Linked DNA regions of Homo sapiens: region 2 is linked to region 1. Evidence: read pairs that join two places in POLR2A ChIA-PET (ENCODE). Cell type or tissue: PC-3. All regions are shown on one strand. Each heading gives the region's core, and the rest is flanking DNA. Links, peaks and the distances in the headings are about the cores only.

Region 1 (5,378 bases), core at 379-5,378:
CTCCTGGGTTCAAGATACCCTCTGGCCTCAGCCTCCTGAGTAGCTGGGACTATAGGCGAGCACCACTGTGCTTGGCTTATGTACAAGATGTTGTGTGACCGTGTGTTCAGTTCTCTGGGCGTGTACCTGGGAGTAGAATTGCTGAGCTGTATGGTAACTCTACTTAGTTCTGAGTGGCTGCCAAACTGTCTTCCACAGCGGCTCCATTTTATATCCCCACCAGCAACGCATGAGGGTTGCAATTTTTCCCACCCTCGCTGACACTTGTCACTGTCTCTTTGGATTCTATCATCAGATTTGTAATGGAAAATTCCCCATCCACATGTGACTGCCATGTCCTCCTTCCTCCTCTGTGGACATTTTTTCTATTCCTGCAGTCACCGTTCCCTTCTCTCCCACTTTCTAACCATCAAGCCCCATATCCATCCTCACCCTTGCATAGAGCCTTCCTCATAAAAAGCCCCCATAGCTTCACAGCAAGGCCTTCACTTCAGCTGTTGCCTCCTCCAGGTAGCCCTCATGACCTGTATGTGGACGTACCTATCACTGCTTATATTTGTCCCTGCCCAAATCTCATGTGGAATTGTAATCCCCAGTGTTGGAGGTGCGGCCTGGTGGAGGTGTTTGGGTCATGGGGATGGATCCTGCATGGATTGGTGCTGTTCTCGAGATAGTGAGTTCTTTCCAGATCTAGTTGTTTAAAAGTATGTGGCACTGGCTGGGCGCGGTGGCTCACGCCTGTAATCGCAGCACTTTGGGAGGCTGAGGTGGGCGGATCACGAGGTCAGGAGATCGAGACCATCCTGGCTAACACGGTGAAACCCCGTCTCTACTAAAAATGCAAAAACATTAGCCGGGCGTGGTGGCGGGCGCCTGTAGTCCCAGCTACTCGGGAGGCTGAGGCAGGAGAATGGCGTGAACCCGGGAGGCAGAGCTTGCAGTGAGCCGAGATGGCGCCACTGCACTCCAGCCTGGGCGACAGAGCGAGACTTCCTCTCAAAAAAAAAAAAAAAAAAAAAAGTATGTGGCACCTCCCCACACTCCTCTCTCTTTTGCTCCTGCTCTAGGCATGTGGTGTGCCTGCACCCTTTTGCCAAAAGTAAAAGCTCCTGAAGGCCTCCCCAGAAGCCCAGCAGATGCTGGTGTCATGCTTGTACAGCCTGCAGAACTGTGAGCCAATTAAACCTCTTTTCTTTATCAATTACCCAGGCTCAGGTTGTTTTTTGTTTTGTTTTGTTTTTGAGACAGAGTCTTACTCTGTTGCCCAGGCTGGAGTGCAGTGGTGCGATCTCATCTCACTGCAACCTCTCCCTCCCTGGTTCAAGCGATTCTCCTGACTCAGCCTCTTGAGTAGCTGGGACTACAGACACACACCACCATGCCTGGCTAATTTTTGTATTTTTGGTAGAGATGGGGTTTCACCAAGTTGGCCAGGCTGGTCTCAAACTCCTGGCTTCAAGTGATCCGCCTGCCTTGGCCTCAGGTATTTCTTTTTTTTTTTTTTTTTTTGAGATAGACTCTCGCTCTGTCACCAAGGCTGGAGTGCAGTGGCGCCATCTTGGCTCACTGCATGCTCTGCCTCCCAGGTTCACGCCATTCTCCTGCCTCAGCCTCCCAAGTAGCTGGGATTACAGGCGCCCACCACCACGCCCGGCTAATTTTTGTATTTTTAGTAGAGACGGGGTTTCACCATGTTAGCCAGGATGGTCTCTACCTCCTGACCTTGTGACCCGCCCGCCTTGGCCTCCCAAAGTGCTGGGATTACAGGCGTGAGCCACCGCTCCCGGCCAACCTCAGGTATTTCTTTATAGCAATGCAAAATGACCTAATACACTGTGCCTTTCACAAGCTCCTCTTTGAATCTTTAAAAGCAGCAAGAATCAGGATTCTTGCCAATTTGAGTTTAGGGGAAGTAAAAACAGCAGGGTTCAAGTATATATTTTATCATCAGATATCCTCCGGATGTCCTCCAGAGGTCTTAATCCCACCCTCCTCTTAATCACCTTCATAAATTGCATCATGAATGTACTTTATCAAAGTTGAAATAGAAACTTAGTTGCCCTCTGTTAATCTGGGTAGTAGCCTTCTTGACCAGACTGGAAGCTCCTTGAGGGTAAGTGTATTTGTCTGTTCTCATGCTGCTGATAAAGACACACCCAAGACTAGGTAACTTATAAAGAAAAAGAGGTTTAACAGACTCACAGTTCCACGTGGCTGGGGAGGCCTCACAATCACAGTGGAAGGTGAAAGGCACATCTCCCACGGCCACAGCAGCAGACAAAACAGAATGAGAGCCAAGTGAAAGGGGAAACCCCTTATAAAACCATCAGATCTCGTGAGACTTATTCACTACCATGAGAACAGTATGGGGAAAACTGCCGCCGTGATTCAATTATCTCCCACAAAACCCTCCCACAACACGTGGAAATTACAGGAGCTACAATTCAATATGAGATTTGGCCGGGGACACAGCCAAATCTTATCAGTAGGGATTCTGTCTTGCTGTCTTTGTGCCAAGCACAGTAGATGCTCAATTAATGTATTGAAATAGCTTTTGTTGAAAAAAGTTTTTAGCGTTTCACCAAAATAAAAAAAAAATTCTCAAAAAGTAAAATGCATCATAACCTTTATATAGCGTGTGTGTAATGTTTATGACTTTATGTATATGTGGTAACACTAGAGCATGGCTATTAGAACCCAAAATTTCTTATGGCTTCTCTCAGAACCCCAGGGGTCCAGTGAGCACAATACTGAGACAGCCTCAGGCAGTCTGCTAAACTGGGGTGAGCCTTGAGTCACGGTGCCCCGGCCAATCAGACCAGTGCTTCCCCCATCCCAGCACTCACAGTCCTGGCTCATCATTTCATCATCTCAAAAGAAAAGAGCATGACCACTTTCAGACCTTGTTAGCCTGTAAATGCCTGTATCTGTGCTACAGATGAGCAGCATTTCAAGTCGTCTGGAGTAAAGTCTGTGCTGCTGGCAATAGCTGTGTTATCCTGACTTTTCTTCCCCAAGCCCTGTTCTCTGTAACAGAGACGTGTTGTGAAATGCTGTCACTTGCTTCTCCCTTTCCCTTGGGAGCACCCGGCCAATGGAAGCCTTGCAGGTGCGGGCAGTCAGGGATCAAAAGGAAGCTTTGCAGCTGCCTTCTCCCCAAACTTCCAATAACCAGCTACTCAAATACACGCTCCTGAACCCAGGTGAGGCAGGAAAGGACATTACACATCCCACAGGTTCGGATTCCACTAAGCCTTTTAGCTTCTGGGTAGGCAGCATTAACTGGAGCGGCAGCTCTCTACCTGTGTGGCTGGGCAGCACCAGCATAACCTGCCAGCGTACCAGAAACGCAAATCCCTGAGCCCCATCCTTCCTGCGAGGGTAGGGCCCAGCAATCTGCACTTGGCCAAGTGTTCTAGGTGACCGAGAGGCACACTCAAGTGTGAGAACTGCTGAACTGGAGTTAGTGAGTTCAGCAGTCCTTAACAGGGTGGGAAGGTGCTCCCCGTCTCCAAAACCAGAAAACACAGCAGAGGAGACCTCCCTTCAGATTCACCCAAGTGAGGGCTCCTCTGGCAACTGGCCAAGGGCTTCTATGGAAACTGCACAGATGGTGCAGGTAAACAGTATTGTTCCCAACAGGCTCACGTGGGTCATGGGCACCCCACTTCTCTAGCACAGAGATTCATGGAGCTTCCTTTTTTTCTCTGATGTGTATGAAATCCTGAGTCCTGAGTTGCAGCTTCCCTTAGCAAACCTCATGAATCCTTGCGATCCTCACAAGGCCACCTGGAGCATAATTATAATTCCAACAAACTAGAACATCCCCGGAGGTGCTGCCTACAGTGTGTCAGCTTTGGGCTCAGAACCATGAATGGAGACAACGGTGCAGGGGCTGAGGAGGGGCAGGAAGAGCCAGGAAGACAGAGCAGGAGGCAAGGATGGAGTGCTCAGGGAGTCAAAGACGGCGTCCGCACTTGCAAAACGCTGGCTTTCACATCTGGAGAATTTAGGCCTCTGGGCCGAGGAGAAAGAACTATAGTTTCACCTCTTAGGCGTCTCCTTACAGGGCTAGGGAGATCTAGAATATCAGCCGAATGCCCAGGGCAAGTAAGTGCCTGGCACCAATTCTATAACTCGGGGCCAGCCAAGTTTTAACAAAGTAGGCAGAAGGTGGGACGAAATAGAGTGTGGAGGGAAGGAGGGAGAAGAGTCAGGTGAAATATGGAAAAAAGAGGGATGGCCAGGTGCGATGGCTTTCACCTGTAATAAAACACTTTAGGAGGCTGAGGCAGGTGCAGTGGCTCATGCCTGTAATCCCAGCACTTTGGGAGACTGAGGCGGGTGCAGTGGCTCACGCCTATAATCCCATCACTTTGGGAGACCGAGGCGGGCAGATCACCTGAGGTCAGGAGTTTAAGACCAGCCTGGCCAACACGGTGAAACCCCATCTCTACTAAAAATAAAAAAATTAGCCTGGGCTGGTGGCGTGCGCCTATAATCCCAGCTACTTGGGAGCCTGAGGCAGGAGAATCGCTTGAAACCGGGAGGCAGAGGTTGCAGTGAACTGAGATTTCGCCACTGCACTCCAGCCTGGGCAACAGAGTGAGACTCCGTCTTAAAAGAAAAAAGAAAGGGATGGGCAGATTTGCCCCCTTTGCCCTGCATCCAGCCATTTCACACTGTCAGCCACTTCTCACCATCTGCTTGCAAGACTGGCAGGGTCAGAGCATTCGTGACCATCTTAGCATCCGTGGAGCCTGTGGCTAATTCAAATCAAACAGAGTCAGACTGCTGAGAAGAAAATTATAGAAACAAAGTATTTATTATTTTCCATTAAAAAAAAAAAAGGAAATGGTGCCCAAGAGAGGAATGTTCCTAAGGAAACCCAGTGTTTCTTGCCGTGTCTTCTCTAAATGACAAACGCTCTTTGGCAAAAGAAAACAATTAATGCAACTAGAACTGCCTTCTGAGAGCAAAGTTTAATCCTGACCCAGAATTATAATAATTTCTGAAAGTTCTATTAATTTCAGCACACTGTGTAGGAATTACTCAGGCTTTTCCCATCCTATAGCTCCTAAAAAACCAAAGTGGCTAACCATATCTGGCATAACAGAGGAAGTAAGGTGCATTTCCTGATCTTCCACCATCACAGAAAAGCACACTTAATTTGCATCTCAAGTCGTCTGGAGTAAAGTCTATGTTGCTGGCAACAGTTGTGTTATCCTGACTTCTCTTCCCCAGGTCCTGTTGTCTGTAACAGAGATGTGTTGTGAAATGCTGTCACTTGCTTCTCCCTTTCTTTCCTTTGGGAGCACCCGGCCAATGGAAGCCTCGCAGATGCAGGCAGTCAGCGACGTTGTGGGCGATGTAGTAGA
Region 2 (5,378 bases), core at 170-5,169, 220 kb before region 1:
TCAGTCTGACCAATAGGAGGAGAAAAGAGGCTTTGTCAGGAGCAGATGTGCACTGGGAGGCCCCAGGAAAGCAGATCTGTTGAATGAAGCAGGTGCCACTTAGACATTCACTTCACTGACTCCAACCACAACCTCCCCTTCATTTGATATCCTGCTCTTGGCAGAAGGATGGAGAAAGAGCATCGCACAAAGAGGAAGCATGTTTATCCTGTTCAGATTACTGCTTCTGCCAGGCTGCTGCTGCTGTTGGGTTCTGCACATTTGCTCTTTATTAAGCAAATGTCAGAGCTGGGTGCTGGCAAGTGAATCCCTGTATTTACACAGGTAACCTGAGAGCCAGAGGGCCCCAAACCATCCTGGCTGCGAGGGACAAGCTATTAGAGTTAATAACAGTGCACTGGCATTCCTTCAAAATCCTAATGGAAGCATAAATAAAAAGAGGAAAGTCCCCTTTACCCAAGAACCTGAAAAACTTTATAAGAATTTTTCCTGTTCTAATATTGTGATTCCTGTGTGAACAGTGATTAATGCCCTTTTTACATGCTCAATTAAAACCCACTTTGCCATCCATGTATTGAATAGAAATGACTCCAATTAAACTTGTCCAATTATGGCTCTGGATTTGGTATGCCAGAAAAAAAAATCCCTTTACAGAATAGCGCTCACAATGACAGGCACAAGATTCAGTCTTGGTTTATAAGGAGCTGGAATAATCTAAGACCAAAATCTGCCTTTACATACAAAGACTCCGAAAGATCTGCGGACCTAAAGGGAAGGAGAATGAGACAAAGAAGCATGTAACTTGGCCTTGAGGACACCGTGGATGGAGAGGAGACCACAGTCAGTGGTGTCCATCTGCCAGATGGCAGGGACCTTGGGAATCTGTCCGGAAGCCCTGACCTGAGTTGTCTGCTCGGAATGTCCCTGGCTCAGATTGGTGTTCTGTTCATAGGATGGTGTGCTGGCTCATTGAGTTTCCCCAAGCTGAGAATACCCAACACAGGCAGACCAAAGAGTAAATGAATTTGCATCTATTGAAGTACAGAAAAACAAAAAAAAGAGGACATGAAGGTATGCCAAAGGGACTTGATTCCTTTGGGGCCCTGACATGTCGACTAGAGGTATCCAGTCTTTCACATGAAAAGTATCTAAAAGCTACATCTGAAGGACATGGTCATGGCTTAGATGAGCACTAAGAATAAAGAATGACAGCTACTGGCCTATCATCTCATTGTAAAGGCCCTCTGTGTCTACTTTTGATCTGCAGTCTTTAAGCCTTCAAATAGCAGAGCTTAGGTTAGCAATTCCTGGCATATAAACGATGAATGCCCGAGGCCACCCCAGGTTATAATGGTAGAGAGAGAATGACACATCCCCTCTGGATGTGCAGACTACACAAGGAACCTAAACCCGCAAAGAGGGACAGGAGATACTCTCATGAGGCAGTGCTGGTCTTTCTGAAGGTGTCCACAGCTCAGCATCTCTGCAGGAGGCAAAGAAAAGCACCAAAGAACCCTGGCAACTGGAAATCCCTCCAGCTACGGGGGGTATGCCTGAGGAGTGACAGAAAAGGCCTGGTAATTCTAGAGAAGAGAATCTCAGTATGCCTGAGGGATATGATGGGACTTCCACCAGGAACACAGGCTTCCCGAAGTAGGGATCCTTGTGGGAGATTCACTACCACCTCTCTGCGAATGAAGACTCACTGGCCCTGGCCCTAAGCATATGTGCCAGAAGTACTAAGAGTGAACCTCTGAAGGTTACTTCCCTTCCCATTCGGTGTGAGTGATTAATCATTATAATGGTAATAATCATAACAGCAGTTGTAGCAGTGGTAGTCAACAGTTACTGCATGCCTCCAATGCCCCAGCCAGTAAAGAGAGTAGGACTATAGTCTCTGCTACCCCGCAAATTAGTGCCATCAACACATCTCCCAGGATGGGGGAGATTGGGGAGTCAGGAAACTGCCACCTCTTTCCAAGAGCTATTTTGGAAGGCACTTTGGACTTCAGGAGGTCATTATGAAGACAGAGGAGGAGGACACGTTTGAGAAGTGAAGAATCACCACTGAGCTGTCCCTTCCCCTCCTCAACACCATGAAAAGGTTGGGTGAGAAACACACATGGGGCAGAGAACTGTACCCCTCTTTGAGTGTCTAGAATCAAGAGCCCCAGTGAACAGCTCTGTGCTCCCATTTTTCAGCAGCAGCTCTGTTTCACTGTGAAATCTGGAATTCATGCAATAGTCATGGCTCCTGTCAGCTTTGTGACCCGTCAGGCTTCAGATATTTGATCTTTTGGCGGGCTACTATAAATCCATTACAGCACCTGGCTGCAGATACCTGTAGCCTAGAAGAGAAACTTGCACTTGTGAGGAATCCAAGTGGAAATATGCACATGGCCTGAGTCATGAATAAACTCACTAGGAAGTGAGTCTTGATGTCACCACTGTCTCCGGTCTCAGGTTTTCCTGCTTGGACTCTGCAGTGCATAAAAATAGATCAGTTCTCCTCGCAACCCTCCCACCCTGCTGTTTACTGGCTGCGGATTACTGCAGTCACATGGGTAGATTTTTTTTTTTTTTTTAAAAGCAAAGCCATGCTGTTTATGAGCTGAGAAGGTCACTGGAAGACAAAGCTCATGAAGTATTTGTGTTGTCCTCCCCTGTACAGAGAGGGTACAACTTGCCAGGAGACCACAGTGTTATTGATATAGCCCTTAGATCAGCACCACCCAATAGAACTGTCTTCAGTGATAGACATGTTCTGTATCTACACAGTCCATTAAAGTGGCTACTAGGTACATGTGCCTGTTTACATTTAAATGTGAATAAATTATAATTAAATTAAAAATTCAGTATCTCAGGGCGTATGTGGCTATTCAGCACTTGAAATATGATTGTGACTAATAACTACCTTTTACATTTTATTTCATTTTAATCAACTTGCATTTAAATTCAAATAGCCACATGTAGCTAACAGCTATCATACTGGACAGTACAGATTTAGATGTTAGGTTTTGGTATCATGTTTTTATTTGCCTCTGCTAAGATTTACCGTGAGTCTTTGACTTCTAAAGTGAGTAAAACATAGCTGCCACCATTCTTTAAAATAATCCTGCAAAGGAGTCACCACACCAAGTACTAGCATAACCAGATGAATAATAAAGGCCATGATTTTCATTTGTATTATGCCTTCTTTACTTCCTAGGTAGGCTAAGCTGGCAAGAGGGAGTGAAGGGGAAGAAGGGAGTTTCATTGGGCAGTAGAAAGAGTACTGGAGATCTGGTATGATTTCCAGTCTTACTATTTAAGAGCTGACAGATCCTGGGCAAGTCCCGGTTTTAGCTGCTTCTGAACAGGGCTCAGAAGATCTATTCTACTCAGTTTACTGGGTGAAGGTAGAATAATGCAGACACTGCTTAGCCATTTGCAAGAAGATGATGGTGGCAGTGGTGGTGGTTGTAGCAGTAGTAAAAAAACAAAATGAAAGAATGGACAATGAAAGGAAAAAGATGAAGACCCTAAATAATTATGCTCAATGTGTATAGCCAAAAGGCAAAATTACAGCCGACTGAAATGGTTATTTTCCTGGTATGACATCTACCAACATGCTTCCCAGAATGAAAACGATTCATCTTAGAGAAAAGTTAGCTGACTTAAATGGGAAAGTCCCTGTCTGCAAAGAAAGCCTATTTCCCAGGGGGGCGTGTGGAAGACACTAAGAGACACTGCTGTCCCAAGGTGCTGCACCACATACAGTTCCCAGGAAAAGCCGCCGGCTCCCAGCTCAGCTGGAGCCACAGGCAACGCTGCATACTCCCCTCACTCCTCTTCATTTTGATCCACAGCTCACAGCTCTCCTTATATTACAAGAAGGAATCTTTTCAGGTCTAGGACTATCCCCTCCTCCCCCTCTATTTAAAAAAGGCCTGTGATTCCAAAGGAGAAACAGTTGTAATACACATGAATCTTCATTTGCTTTTTCTTACAGAACAGGCGATGCCTCAGCGCAGTCTGAGACCAGCACTCTAGTGTCTTCATTTTCTCTCAAGGCACTCTATCAACAAGGGAGTGGGTGGAAAAGACCATTTACCTTACAGGAGGGCAGCCTAAAAATCCACAGCTACCAGCTGTGCTGCTCTTTGGGGACCTTGAAGATGAGAGGCTTGTATCCTGGGACTCACAGCTCACACAAAAAACAGTTGCTTAGGGGCTGCCTGCTTCAAGTCCTGAGGCACTGAGCTTACCATCTTTGGATAAAAGCTACAAATAGTATCACAGTGTCATAGAACACAACAGCACTTTTAAGGCTATTATGCTTATGGTGACTGAAAACGCACTCTTACACTAAGACTATTTAATACATTCATTTATTTAAACTTTAAAATAATGAGGCAAAAAGTGATTTAGTACACACTGGAATAGCACATCAGCAACCTTTTTGGGGAGAAACAATAATACAGTTCCTAAATTAACATTTACATCTCAGTGGACTCTTGTGAGAACAAGCCCATATACTGATGTGTCCAGGGAACAAGGAACACAGAAAAAGGTGGAAGGAGATGTGTTTTACAGTCTAACATGTGGAGGATTGGCATCATCCCTCTCATTTTTAAAGAGTTGGAACAGTGGGACATGCAGTAAGTAAAAATGGATGATGGTGGTGACAAAAAGGAAAAAATGGCAAAAGCTACCTTTCATGATAGAGTTGAAATACAATGCATCTGTTGAGATTTGAAGACACATTGTGCCATTTTAGGAGTAAAAAGGCCACACTCATGACCGCAAACTATGTGCAGAAGAGAACAGCAGCCCTAGACAAAGGCAAGTGATAGAGCCTTTAAACAATGTCACCTTGTATTTTCTTCAGTCAAGGTTACAGAAAGGGCTTCTAATCTAGTCCCATTTTTACAGCATCCACCTCTGCAACATACATCTTCATCTGCGAAAGGCAAGCATTCGGATCCGTCTTAAAGACAGGAAAGCAGCGTCTACATAGTACTGTGCACTCCAACATATGTGAGGAATGATGGAGAAGAAATTGATGCTGACAGCTAAAGAATTTTATATTTATGATGCATCCCTGTGCCAGGCACTATGCTAAGAACTTGACAGGAATCATCTTGTTTAATGCTCACAACTTCCTTCTGAGTACAGAACTATCATTATCCTAATTTTTACAGTTAAGGCTTAGAGAGGTTAATTTGCTTGCCTAAGATTACAGAGCTTGTTAGAGGTTCAGCTTTTAGGGTCTCCAGCTCTGCGGGACCTCCCCTCTCCATTGCTCCTCCTTTTACTCTCAGTGCTATACCAGGTATCTACAAAGTTAAATGATCCTCACCACCACCTTCTGTAGCAGAGGTTCTTAACCTTTTTTT

What was found. ChIA-PET counts read pairs that join two places held together with the same protein. Peaks named below come from ENCODE experiments on the same cell type or tissue, not always from the same donor. Only the 100,000 strongest peaks of a DNase experiment are listed, where the experiment ranks them.
Region 2: POLR2A ChIA-PET joins it to region 1 with 6 read pairs; 2 of 35 experiments call an interaction of 5 or more read pairs at or near these places.

The regions. Positions count from the first base shown.
Region 1 is chr7:129,512,347-129,517,724 of GRCh38, reverse strand. It overlaps SMKR1 (small lysine rich protein 1), which reads right to left. Exons shown (of 2, transcript NM_001195243.2): 2 at 4,807-5,378. The coding sequence ends at 5,284. Among named protein-coding and RNA genes, the nearest start is that of SMKR1, 13 kb to the right of the region's middle. In PC-3, for the core only: no CTCF peak of the experiment used is centred there; no DNase peak of the experiment used is centred there.
Region 2 is chr7:129,736,749-129,742,126 of GRCh38, reverse strand. The region is part of intron 10 of NRF1 (nuclear respiratory factor 1); the gene reads right to left. Among named protein-coding and RNA genes, the nearest start is that of MIR182, 31 kb to the left of the region's middle. In PC-3, for the core only: no CTCF peak of the experiment used is centred there; a DNase peak (open chromatin) is centred at 2,416; H3K27ac peaks cover 1,641 bases.